Regions from separate parts of the Homo sapiens genome. Here region 2 is linked to region 1. A link is a loop called in an ENCODE intact Hi-C map of the cell type or tissue named here. Cell type or tissue: K562. All regions are shown on one strand. Links, peaks and the distances in the headings refer to the core of each region. The heading gives the core; the rest is flanking DNA. Region 1 overlaps WDR64 (WD repeat domain 64). Region 2 has its middle 13 kb from the start of EXO1.

Evidence for each region. A loop is a pair of places that touch in the nucleus more often than their neighbours do. Peaks named below come from ENCODE experiments on the same cell type or tissue, not always from the same donor. Only the 100,000 strongest peaks of a DNase experiment are listed, where the experiment ranks them.
Region 2: it touches region 1 in a loop (4-fold over the local background); 6 of 110 quality-filtered maps call a loop at or near these places.

What each region holds. Positions count from the first base shown.
Region 1 is chr1:241,693,363-241,698,749 of GRCh38, forward strand. All of the region lies in intron 8 of WDR64 (WD repeat domain 64), which reads left to right. All of the region lies in intron 1 of LOC124904603 (a long non-coding RNA gene), which reads right to left. Among named protein-coding and RNA genes, the nearest start is that of WDR64, 44 kb to the left of the region's middle. In K562, for the core only: no CTCF peak of the experiment used is centred there; DNase peaks (open chromatin) are centred at 2,849, 3,759 and 5,029.
Region 2 is chr1:241,832,808-241,838,194 of GRCh38, forward strand. It overlaps the pseudogene RPL6P3. Among named protein-coding and RNA genes, the nearest start is that of EXO1, 13 kb to the right of the region's middle. In K562, for the core only: CTCF peaks have their summits at 1,389 and 2,154; DNase peaks (open chromatin) are centred at 1,144 and 2,154.

The DNA of each region.
Region 1 (5,387 bases), core at 293-5,292:
AACTGTGGAGACAGTAAAAAGATCAGTGGTTTCCAGGGCTTTGAGGGGAGGGAGGGAGCATAGAGAATTTTAGGGCACTGAAACTACTTTGTATGATACTGTAATGGGGGATAATGTCATTACACATGTATCAAAACCTATGGAGTGTACAACACCAATTGTGAACCCTAATGTAAACTATGGACTTTGGTTTATAATCTTGTGTCCATTATTATAACCAATGTAGCACTGTGGTGTGGGATTTTGATTTCGGGAGAGACTGTGCATGTGTGGGGACAGGGAGTATGTGGGAAATCTCTGTGCCTTCCCCTCAGTTCTGCTGTGAATCTAAAACTGTTCTGAAAAATAAAATCTAGTTTAAAAATGTGCTGAGCTACAAACAAGAATCTGACTTGTTGCAACAACAACAGCCATATTATTCGGATTTAGCCTTAAGGATGAGCATAAACCTATCTAAAAAAAAGATTGGTTAAAACATATAACCCTTCTCTGGTGATTTAATTCCATTCTTAAAAATTTATTTTCAAAACCCTAATAAATTTTTCTGAATTTCAGCTTTTTAATCTAAAAAATGGGTGAGTCGAAAGGAGATTGATTGTTAGCTATAGAACTTGGTCTCCTTCCCCACCTTTACATTTAGAGAACAACTAAAAGTAGTACTAGGAAAAATGGTGAGTAGCCTGTCCCCCTAACAAAATGCATGATGTCCTTTAGGTGCTCTTGAGCTGTTTAAATGAAATTCATACAAAAAAAAAAGAGTCACAAAAAATAGCCTCTGCATATACAGACTTAGAATTCCTTTAAATTCTGAGGTTTTAAATTTAAGCAATGAAATAACAGAATTAGAAATTTAATGGAAGAACAGCATATCACATCTCTAAGATGTGACTTTTTCTAAGATGTGATTTTCTTGAAAATTGTAGACTTCATGAAAGATACTTTTTTTTCACTCATTTAGAAAGGACGAAATGTTTATTTTGCTGTATAACATATTGCACTGAAAGACAAATTAAAAACCCTTCACAGCACATTAAAAACAGTTTCATTTCTTGACACCAGATTGGATTCCACAAATATCATTTATATGGCATAATTAATTGCATAGTTTCATTTAGTTTCTGTAATATAATTAACTGCTAGTGATTATACTCTTGCATTTTAAAGGAGTGCATTTCTGAAACATTTAATTAAGAAATAGATGCAAGTTTATATCCAATTTGATTATATACTATGCTGGCAATTCGTGATACATTCATAACCATAAAGGAACACTGTGAAAACGTATGCAGATTGATATGCCCTTGTAGTCCTACAGAAGACATATTCTACTTCAACATCCAGAGAAAACATGTTCATTTCCAAGATACACAAATCTATAGCCTCCATTTTACCAGGGCAAACATTTCCAGCACATTTACCAGGGTGATTACAGCAACTAATGTAGCAACCAGAAACTTATACAGGTCATATATAGCTTTTAGTCCAGAAATATATCTGTTATCCAACAAATATTTAGTAAGTCACTATGGGATAAGCACTATGGACAATACAAATATATCTAAGCCACGACCCCTGCCTCTACATGCTTAAAATTTAAGTGGTAAGATAAAACATACAGACATAAAGTCAGTGGTATGTTGAAGTCAGTTCATATTAGCTTATGAGAGTTGATTGTTAAAATTTCAGGAATTAGGCAAGCCTGTTGTTAAACATTGTCATCTTGGGATGTCAAACCTAAGCCAAAAACAATCAAACAAACAAACAAACAATCACTGACATCATTCAAAATTGAATTATATAAGCTAGTAGTTCAATTATATAAAGAACAAAGGCAGTAAATACTCAAAATACGTCACTTCTTTTTTATTTATTACAATTTACCATTGTCTGTGTTCTTGAGGGTTTTTAAAAAAATATCCTCAGAAAATACTACACAGTACAATGGCGCACAACTATATGTTTTTTTTCCTAACTCCATGTTTAGAGATGTCACATTGGTAATTTGGAAGCAGCCATGCTACCATATTTATAGCATGGAAAACAGCAAACTCTAAAAATCAGTCGACCCACCCTGCTTTCCCTGGCTGCAGCTGAATATTACACATTTACCAGCACATCATTACATGGGATGATAATTATCAATGCAAAGCACGATATATCAAAGATCAGTTGAATGGTTTAGAATTATAGGCACAGTAGAAGTTAAGAAAAGGGAGTAATAAACGATAGTTCTCAGCAAGCCTAAAAAGATAAGAACAAGAAATCTTACTTAGAGGACTATAAAAATAAACTTGGCAGTGATTTCATCAACGAGAAATGTTATAACAGCCACAATAAACATACCAAGTCTGCATTTGGAGGGATGAAGTGGCTTATTTCTACTTTCTTAAAGAGTATCTTTATACTGGTGCATTTAATTGCCTATTGCCAATGCTAAGATTATAAAATAGAAATCAAGGCATTATTCTGAGACCAGACATAGTGGCTAAGCCTGTAATCCCAGCACTTTGGGAGGCCAAGGTGGGAGAATCACTCGAGCCCAGGAGTTCAAGACCAGCCTGGGCAACATAGGGAGATCCTGTCGCTACAAATAAGTTAAAAATTAGCCAGGTATGGTGGCATGCGCCTGTGGTCCCAGCTACTTGGGAGGCTGAGATGGGAGGATCACTTTAGCCTGGGAGGTCGAGGCTGCAGTGAGTGATGAGCACACCACTGTACTCCAGCCTGTGGAATGGAATGAGACCCAGTATCAAAAAAAAAAAAAAAAAAAAAAAAAAAAGCATTAGTCTGAATAACACTGATAAGACCCTAACTTACAGCACCTGGATTTTTTTCTTTCAGAAAAAGTTCTCTTCAGAGAAAGTTCCTTTCTCTGACCTCCTCTTTTATCTTATCAGCTCTTGAACACTCTAACTCCCACTACAGCTACTCAATGACCTCACTGAAGTCTCAGATATCTTTGTTATTGGAAAGGGATCCTGATCCTGACCCCCAAAAAAGGTTCTTGGACCTCACGCAAAAAAGAATTTGGGGGCGAGTCCATAGAGTAAAGTCAAAGCAAATTTATTAAGAAAGTAAAGGAATAAAAGAATGGCTACTCCATAAGCCAGGCAGTGACATGGGCTGCTTGACTGAATACACGTATAGTTACTCCTTAATTATATGGTAAACAAAGGGTGGATTATTTCTGAGTTTTCTGGGAGAGGGGTGAGCAATTCCTGGAACTGAGGGTTTCTCCCTTTTTTAGACCATAGAGGGTAACTTCCTGACATTGTCCTGGTGTTTGCAAACCGTCATGGCACTGGTGGGAGTGTCTCTTAGCCTGCTACTGCATTATAATTTGCGTATAATGAGCAGTGAGGATGACCAGAGGTCACTCTCATGGCCATCTTGGGTTTGGTGGGATTTGGCCGGCTTCTTTACTGCAACCTGTTTTATGAGCAAGGTCTTTGGGACCTGTATCTTGTGTTGACCTTCTATCTCATCCTGTGACTAAGAATGCCTAAGCTTCTGTAAATGTAGCCCAGCAGGACTCAGCCTTATTTTACCCAGCCCCTATTCAAGATGGATTTGCTCTGGTTCAAATGCCTCTGACACCTTGATCTCTTCATTATCTCAAATTTTGTCAGCCCTCTCCTCTACTTTCTTCCCTTCCTATTGACCTAGACCCCAGGTTATTCATCTGAGATAATATCTCACCAGCATTTTCTTGGCCTTACACCCTATCTGCTCACTGCATCTGATTGCAGAACCCCAACCCTTCTGTTAGCAGAGCCCTTAGCCTAGACTCCTAATCCCTTTACATGCCTTTGCTCTACTTCCTGTCTCATTTTCTCCAGTGACTATTCCAGACTTCTGCCCCTTTCACTCTTCACTGATATCCTGTCCTCCTACATGATGAAAAACCTGGAGCCTCAAGGGGAATTCTTCAACACATCATACCTTTCAAAATTATCTCTGGCCGTACCTATTCTTCTTTTCTTTTTGTTTCAGAGGTTAAAGTATCAAACCTTCCATTGGTGACCTTATGCTCAACTCCTTCCATCTTCTCCAGGATCTTGCTGTCTCAGCTCTTCCACTGTCTCCTTATTTTCTTTCTCTATTTTTAGACACAGGGTCTCACTGTGTCACCCTGACTGGAGTGCAGTGGTGCAATCATAGCTCACTCCCCCAGCGTCGAACAGGCTAGCTGGAACTACAGGCAGGAGCCACCATGCCCAGCTTAAAACTCTTATTTTCAAACTATAATGCTCAAGTCTCTGTCGATATGAGTAACCCTTCCTTTGACCTACATTTTCCTCCTAACAATCACACTATACATTTTCTTTCCTTCTTATTTTAACTTCCGAGAAGAGTACTCTGCATTCACTGCCTCCAGTTCCTTGATGTTATTCATTCCCTCCATAATTCTCTCTAATGTAGCTTCTTCCCTATCTACTCTGTGGAATCAGAAAGCCTCAGGACATTCAGCCTTACTGATCTCACCCACCCTGAAACTATTCGCCTGGTTTCTGGGAAGCCAGAGTTGTCTCCCAGTATCTTACTGTTGGTTCTTTTTTCTTGTGATTCTTCTTTTCATGCCTTCTCTTAATGGTGGCATTCTCTAGCATCAGGTCCTTAGCCAACTTTTCTTCTTACATTCTATCCTCTTCTTGGGTGATAGTTGTATTCTTCAATACACTGATACCTATGTACTAATGAAACCCAAGCTATCTTGAATTTGGGACTTCTTCTTGCTCAATATCTGCACTTGGATATCTCATAGTCCCTCAGACTCATATGATCATATCTGAGCTTAACTTCCCCCACTTTAAAATATATACCTTCTATAGCATTTTGTATTTTGCTTGGTGGCACTATGGTCCATCCATCACTCTAGCTGGAAACCTGTCACCTCACATGATTCTCTTTTCTTCCTTGATTCCCACAAACCAGTAATCACCAAATTTGTCCATATTGCCTCATAACCACTCATGGCATCTGTCCTGTCTTCTTTATCTCTATTCCTTTCACTCTCCTGGCCCTTATCTCCAACTGCCCTCTTGCCTCAATATTATCCCTGTCAAAACGATTGTTCATTAATCTTCCAGGGTATTCTCCTGAAGATGACATCCAAACATCTCAATACTTTTCACAGTTCTCTGTCCCCTCCCCACAGCACTTCCATGATCTGGCGCCCAGCATACTCCTCACCTCATCCCCTTCAGTGCCCTTCACTGCCTTGTACTTAGCTTCCTGTAAATCTGAACTGCTTGCTGCTTCCTTGAAACCCCCATGCTGGAACTTTGTACATATTTTGAGCCTGAAATACCCTCCCCATTCTTCCTCTTCTTTCTGTCCCCCAACCTCCAGAAATCTTTAAGGATCAGATGGTACCTACTCCAGGG
Region 2 (5,387 bases), core at 111-5,110, 140 kb after region 1:
AATAGCTGACTACAAAAAAACAAACAAAAACAGGCAAACAAACAAAAAAACACTCATACCTTTGACCCATCAATTTCTCTTCTAGGTTTCCATTCCTAAATCATATTTCCACAAAGAAAATAGAAGTACACAGAAAATCACTGGATTATTGTTTTTTATAGCCAAGGGCTGAAAATAATCTAAATGTCTTTCAGTAGGAGACTAGACAAATCAACGATGATACATTCATCTGGTGGAATACTGTGTAACTTAGAATAAAGCATACCTCCTTCTGACCTAACTGACCTGAGATGAAGAGCAAACCATATTATGTTAAGTGGTTATTGGTGATGGTGTGGCATTTTAAGGCAAGATGTGGAACAATTTGTATGGCATACTAGCATTTCTGTAAAAAAAAAAAAAAATTCAGACATACCGATGGTAAGAAAGTGGCAATGACAATTAACTGTGGATGGTGACACTGGTAGATGAGGGAATGGGAATGGGTTTAGGAGAGCAGAGTGCTTTCCAATGAAACCCCTTAGCTGTGTGTGCATTTTCTATCTTGTGCACATACTTCTTATAAATGAAAATAAATTTAATTCATTAAAAGTTAACGAAACTTTGTGAAATAACATATGGTATTTTTCAGTCCATCCTTGTAAATGTGCCCTTCCTACTGTATGTACTCAGTTTTTATAGGTATTAAATCAAAAGCCAGCAGAAAACATATTCATTTGGAAGTTCTTTATAATATAACTTGGCATGTCTAAGATGCGTTCCCATTGATTTTTAAAAATTTTACCTTGTCTTCAATGCAAACGTAAATCTTTTATGCATTTATTTCGATTGATGTAAAAATAACTTCTTTGTATAGCATAGGCTTTCATATATGATATGACGTAGCTGCCCTACTTATGAAAGGGCACCCAGAAGCCAAGATCCCCGCTGGCAGATGCACCTTTGTAATAATAATAATAGTACCTTGCTTTTTATAGTGTTTTGCATGTGGGCTGTCATTTAATCTTGATCATTTTTTTCCAGCTCTAAATTATAAGCACCTCTGTCTATATGTAAAGAACCGTTTTTCGCAATTCTTTATGTTTTCATAGATAAGAGAATTGCAGTCTTGGTATTGGCCCACCCTTCCTCCTTCCCTCCTTCCTTCTTTCCCTCCTCTTCATCCCTCCCTCTGTAGATATGTCTGCTTTTGAGTGATAAACATGATTTTAAGAATAAGCCTCAGAGAAGAACCACCTTTCAATGTCTGCTTGTAAGCCAGCGTGGTTATTTCCTACAGATCACCTCACTGGAATTAAAACAATGGATTTTTTTCAGTTTGGGAATTGTTTTTCACCCAGTTATCTGTGCAGGAACCCTACAGAATGGGAGGCAGGTTAGCCCCATCTCCTGGTTTTTCAGAGCAAAGAGGAAAAGGGAGAAAAAGCCACTATTGTCTGCTGTTTCTTGTCACCTACTTTTTGTTTGTTTGTTTGTTTTTTTATGGAGTCTCGCTCTGTCACCCAGGCTGGAGTGCAGTGGCACAATCTCGGCTCACTGCAACCTCCACTTCCCAGGTTCAAGTGATTCTCCTGCCTCAGCCTCCCGAGTAGCTGGGACTACAGGCGCCCGCCACCACGCCCTGCTAATTGTTTGTATTTTTAGTGGAGACAGGGTTTCACCATGTTGGCCAGGATGGTCTCGATCTCTTAACCTTGTGATCCATCTGCCTTGGCCACCCAAAGTGTTGGGATTACAGGTGTGAGCCACCGCGCCCAGCCTCTTGTCACCTACTTCTTATTTAATGACACTAAATGTGTATTTTGAGTAGAAGCTGGACCTTTTTTATTTCTATTTTAGTTTTCTCTTTCTTCTAAGTTAAATTTTTAAAACATTTTAAACTGTTTTATTTGGATTTTCTGCTTTCATTTTTTTTCCACTAAAAACAGCTTTGTTGCTTTGAATCCTCTTTATATAACTTATTGTCTTTGAAAATAGCCTTTTCTTTTTGTCCAGATTCTTCTTTCTATAGCATTTCTAGACATCTAATTTAAATAGAAATTAGTTATTTTCTGTAAGGCTTTTTTTCAGCCAGTTTCTTCCCATTCAGAGAGGAAAAAAATAGGAGATTTAGGAAAGCATGCCAGTTTCTTTCAAGCAAGTGTTGGCCTCTAGTGGATCAAAAGTGCTACACACTTTCTGTCTACTTTGGCATTCCGTGAAGAACTCTATATTTTGGGGAAACAATAAAACAGATTGCTAGTACTGAAGAAAAAAAGGAAAATACACTTCCTTTTGACAAATAGCATAAATTAATTGATAAAAATGACAAAATAGCATTAACAGAATTTGCTACCTGATAAATTTAAAACTTAGAAGTGTAAAAATACATCATAAATAAAATTCTAAGTCAAATAACAAACTGGAAAACACTTCTAATAAATATGACCTACAGATAGCAAAACACTTTTAATAAATTAAGAGTTTTTACAAATCAACAAACTATAAGAATGGATAAGCTTTTGCATGGTTTCCACTTATAAGATCAACTTACAAAAGCCATAGCATTTCTCTGTAGCAGCAATAATCAACTAGAAAAATTTAAAAGGAGATACAATCTACGGAAATAAAACAATAAAATATATGGGGACTAACTGAACCAGAATATACAATATCTCTGGGGTGGGGGAAGCTTCTAAATGCCAGTAAAGGACACAGATGATTATATAAATATATGGTTTAAAACAGGCTGATTTAATTTTCCAAGATGTCAAAGTTTTTTGAGTTAGACTTAATTCACCTAAATCCAATTAAATCTCATTCAAACGTCCAGTTTTCTTTTAGATAAACTAAATAAATTTATTCTAAAATTTATCTGGAAGAATAAATGTCCATAGATAGGTCAACCCTTTAAAAAGAAGAGTATAAAAACAGGACGTGTCCTGTCAGATACTAAGACATAGAACAATGTCAATAATAAAAAGTATGAATTGTGAAGAACAAATAACTAGACCAATGAAACAGAAGAGAGAGTTTAGAAACAGATCCATACACTCATGGGAACTTATACATAATAAAAATAGCACCACTAATCAATGAAGAAAAGACATAGATTTTAAAACAGACAATGTTAGTGAAACTTATTCACGTATGGAAAAAAATAAAACTAGATTTCTACCTAACACCAAATAACAAAGGTGAACTTCAACAGACCAAAAACCTAAATGTAAAAGGGAAGAAACTATAAAAATTAATGGAAGGTAACATAACAGAGTATACTGGTGATCTAGGGTGGGAAAAGACTTCTTAAACAAAATTTGCAAAGCACAAATCATAAGGCAAACAATAAATGTATTTACATCAAACTTGGAGATTTCTATACAATACAGGAATAATCAGCAAATTTAGCAGACACATGACAGAATAGGAGAAGACATCTCAAGGTCTAAAATTGATCTGCATCTAATATCTAGAATAGTTTTCTCCAATGGAACTTTCTGCAATAATGAATATGTTCTAAATCTACACAGTCCAATATGGTAGCCACTAACCACATGTGGCTATTGAGCACTAAATGAAAATAAGAAGAATTAAATGTAATACACAGTACCATTTGATTTATATAAATTGAAAATGCATGTTTACAATAACACACACTTAACAAGAACTCGTATAACTGAAAGAGTATTCACTGAACACACTAGGAAGCTTGGAAGCTTGCATTTGTGTGTCGTGGGGCAGCGGGAGAGGAAAATGGGAATCAGGAATCAGGATAAAAGGGAATGATGCTGATAATTTCCATGAAAAGAGGATATTATTTAACTCAATCCTCTGTAGCTGAGGTCTAACAAAAATGAAAAGAAAGAAAAGCCTTAAGAATCTAATAGAAAAAAAAGAACAGAATATAAAGAATTAACATACAAAATAGATGTAAATAAGAAAAAAAACACAAGAAAGTCAATGTTCAACTTCTTATTATCCAAAGAAACAAAATGGAAAAGAAGAGTAAATAACATTTTCACCCATCATATAGTAAAAAAAAAAAAATTAGTAAAAATATCGTTCATTTTTGGGAGAATTTTCAAAGAAGCAGGCCTAAGAGCCGGTATTTAAATTGACAAGACCTTCCTGGAGGGCGATCTGTTAGTGTATATCAAGAACATTAAAGATAAAAACAATCAAAGCTTTTAACTCTGCAATTCCTCTTCAAGGAATTAATCCTAAGTAGATTATTGGATAAGAAAATAAAGATATAAGTATGCCTACCATTAACAATAAAAGATAAATACAAGCCGAACACCCAATAATAGGTGCAGTGTTAAATCATTATGAGTCATTCATAATGAAGGAATATATAATAGGACATGTTCAAAGAACATGTACTGCACAGGAAAACACTCAGGAAATACTGACATATGAGAAAATATGCAACATTTTATTTATGTCTATTATAAAGCCAAGTTTTTTTAAATATGCGTACACACACAGGCATTAAAAACAGTGCCAGGAAATACAGAAGATGTTAATAGTAGTGATTTCTGGATATAACAGTAGGATTACTGGAGATTTTTGTTTTCTTCTTGATACATTTCTGTATTTTCCTGTGGTCACTATCAAAAAAATGTGTTTCTATTATAATTAGAAGATACACATTGATTTAGGAGGCATGGAGGCATCTTAATTTGCAGTAAGTGGGTAATTCGAGAAAGAAGGACATGACCTTTAGTCTAAGCAAAAATACTACCTAAGGATGACAAAGTAATTCCTAGCATCAGTAGGAGCCAGACCTTCAAAAAATACACAGGAGAAAAAGAAAGGTGGGCAGGACCCGTGGTCCATGAGGACTCCCACTGCTACAGCGAGATCTTTCAATGGGGCTGCAATGTGCCAGGAAAACCTAAGCCATAGATGGTCTGCGTTCTGCTCACGTTCACTCTCAAAAGGTCACCTAAACTGAGGATTTTTTGATGAATAGAGCCAGTGCCCTTTTCAAGAATAAAGGTGCTTTATATATAACTACAATTTCTACCCAAAACAAGATTTCTAAGTAGTTCTGATCATTTCTAGAAAGCTGTATAGCAGCATTTCACCAGTATGAGTTACACATACCTGAAGGTTACCTGAAGGTTTGAAAAAGTCATTATAATAGTTGCAGAGTTACTGAAGATTGGCTTATAAAGATAAAATGGCAATGAGATTAAGGGACTTATATCTGAGTTACGCAAGCCCAGAAATGCTTTTGCCAAAAAGGATTTACGGAATTTCACACTGCCTTACAGGAATTTTGACGTGGAAAACCTAAGTTTATGCCTAAGGGAGACAGATACACAGTGGAATGCAGCGGGTTCACTGTGACTAAGACATTTCTTGACCCAAGCCTCTGTAGCTGATGATCTGGTCTCCAGTGA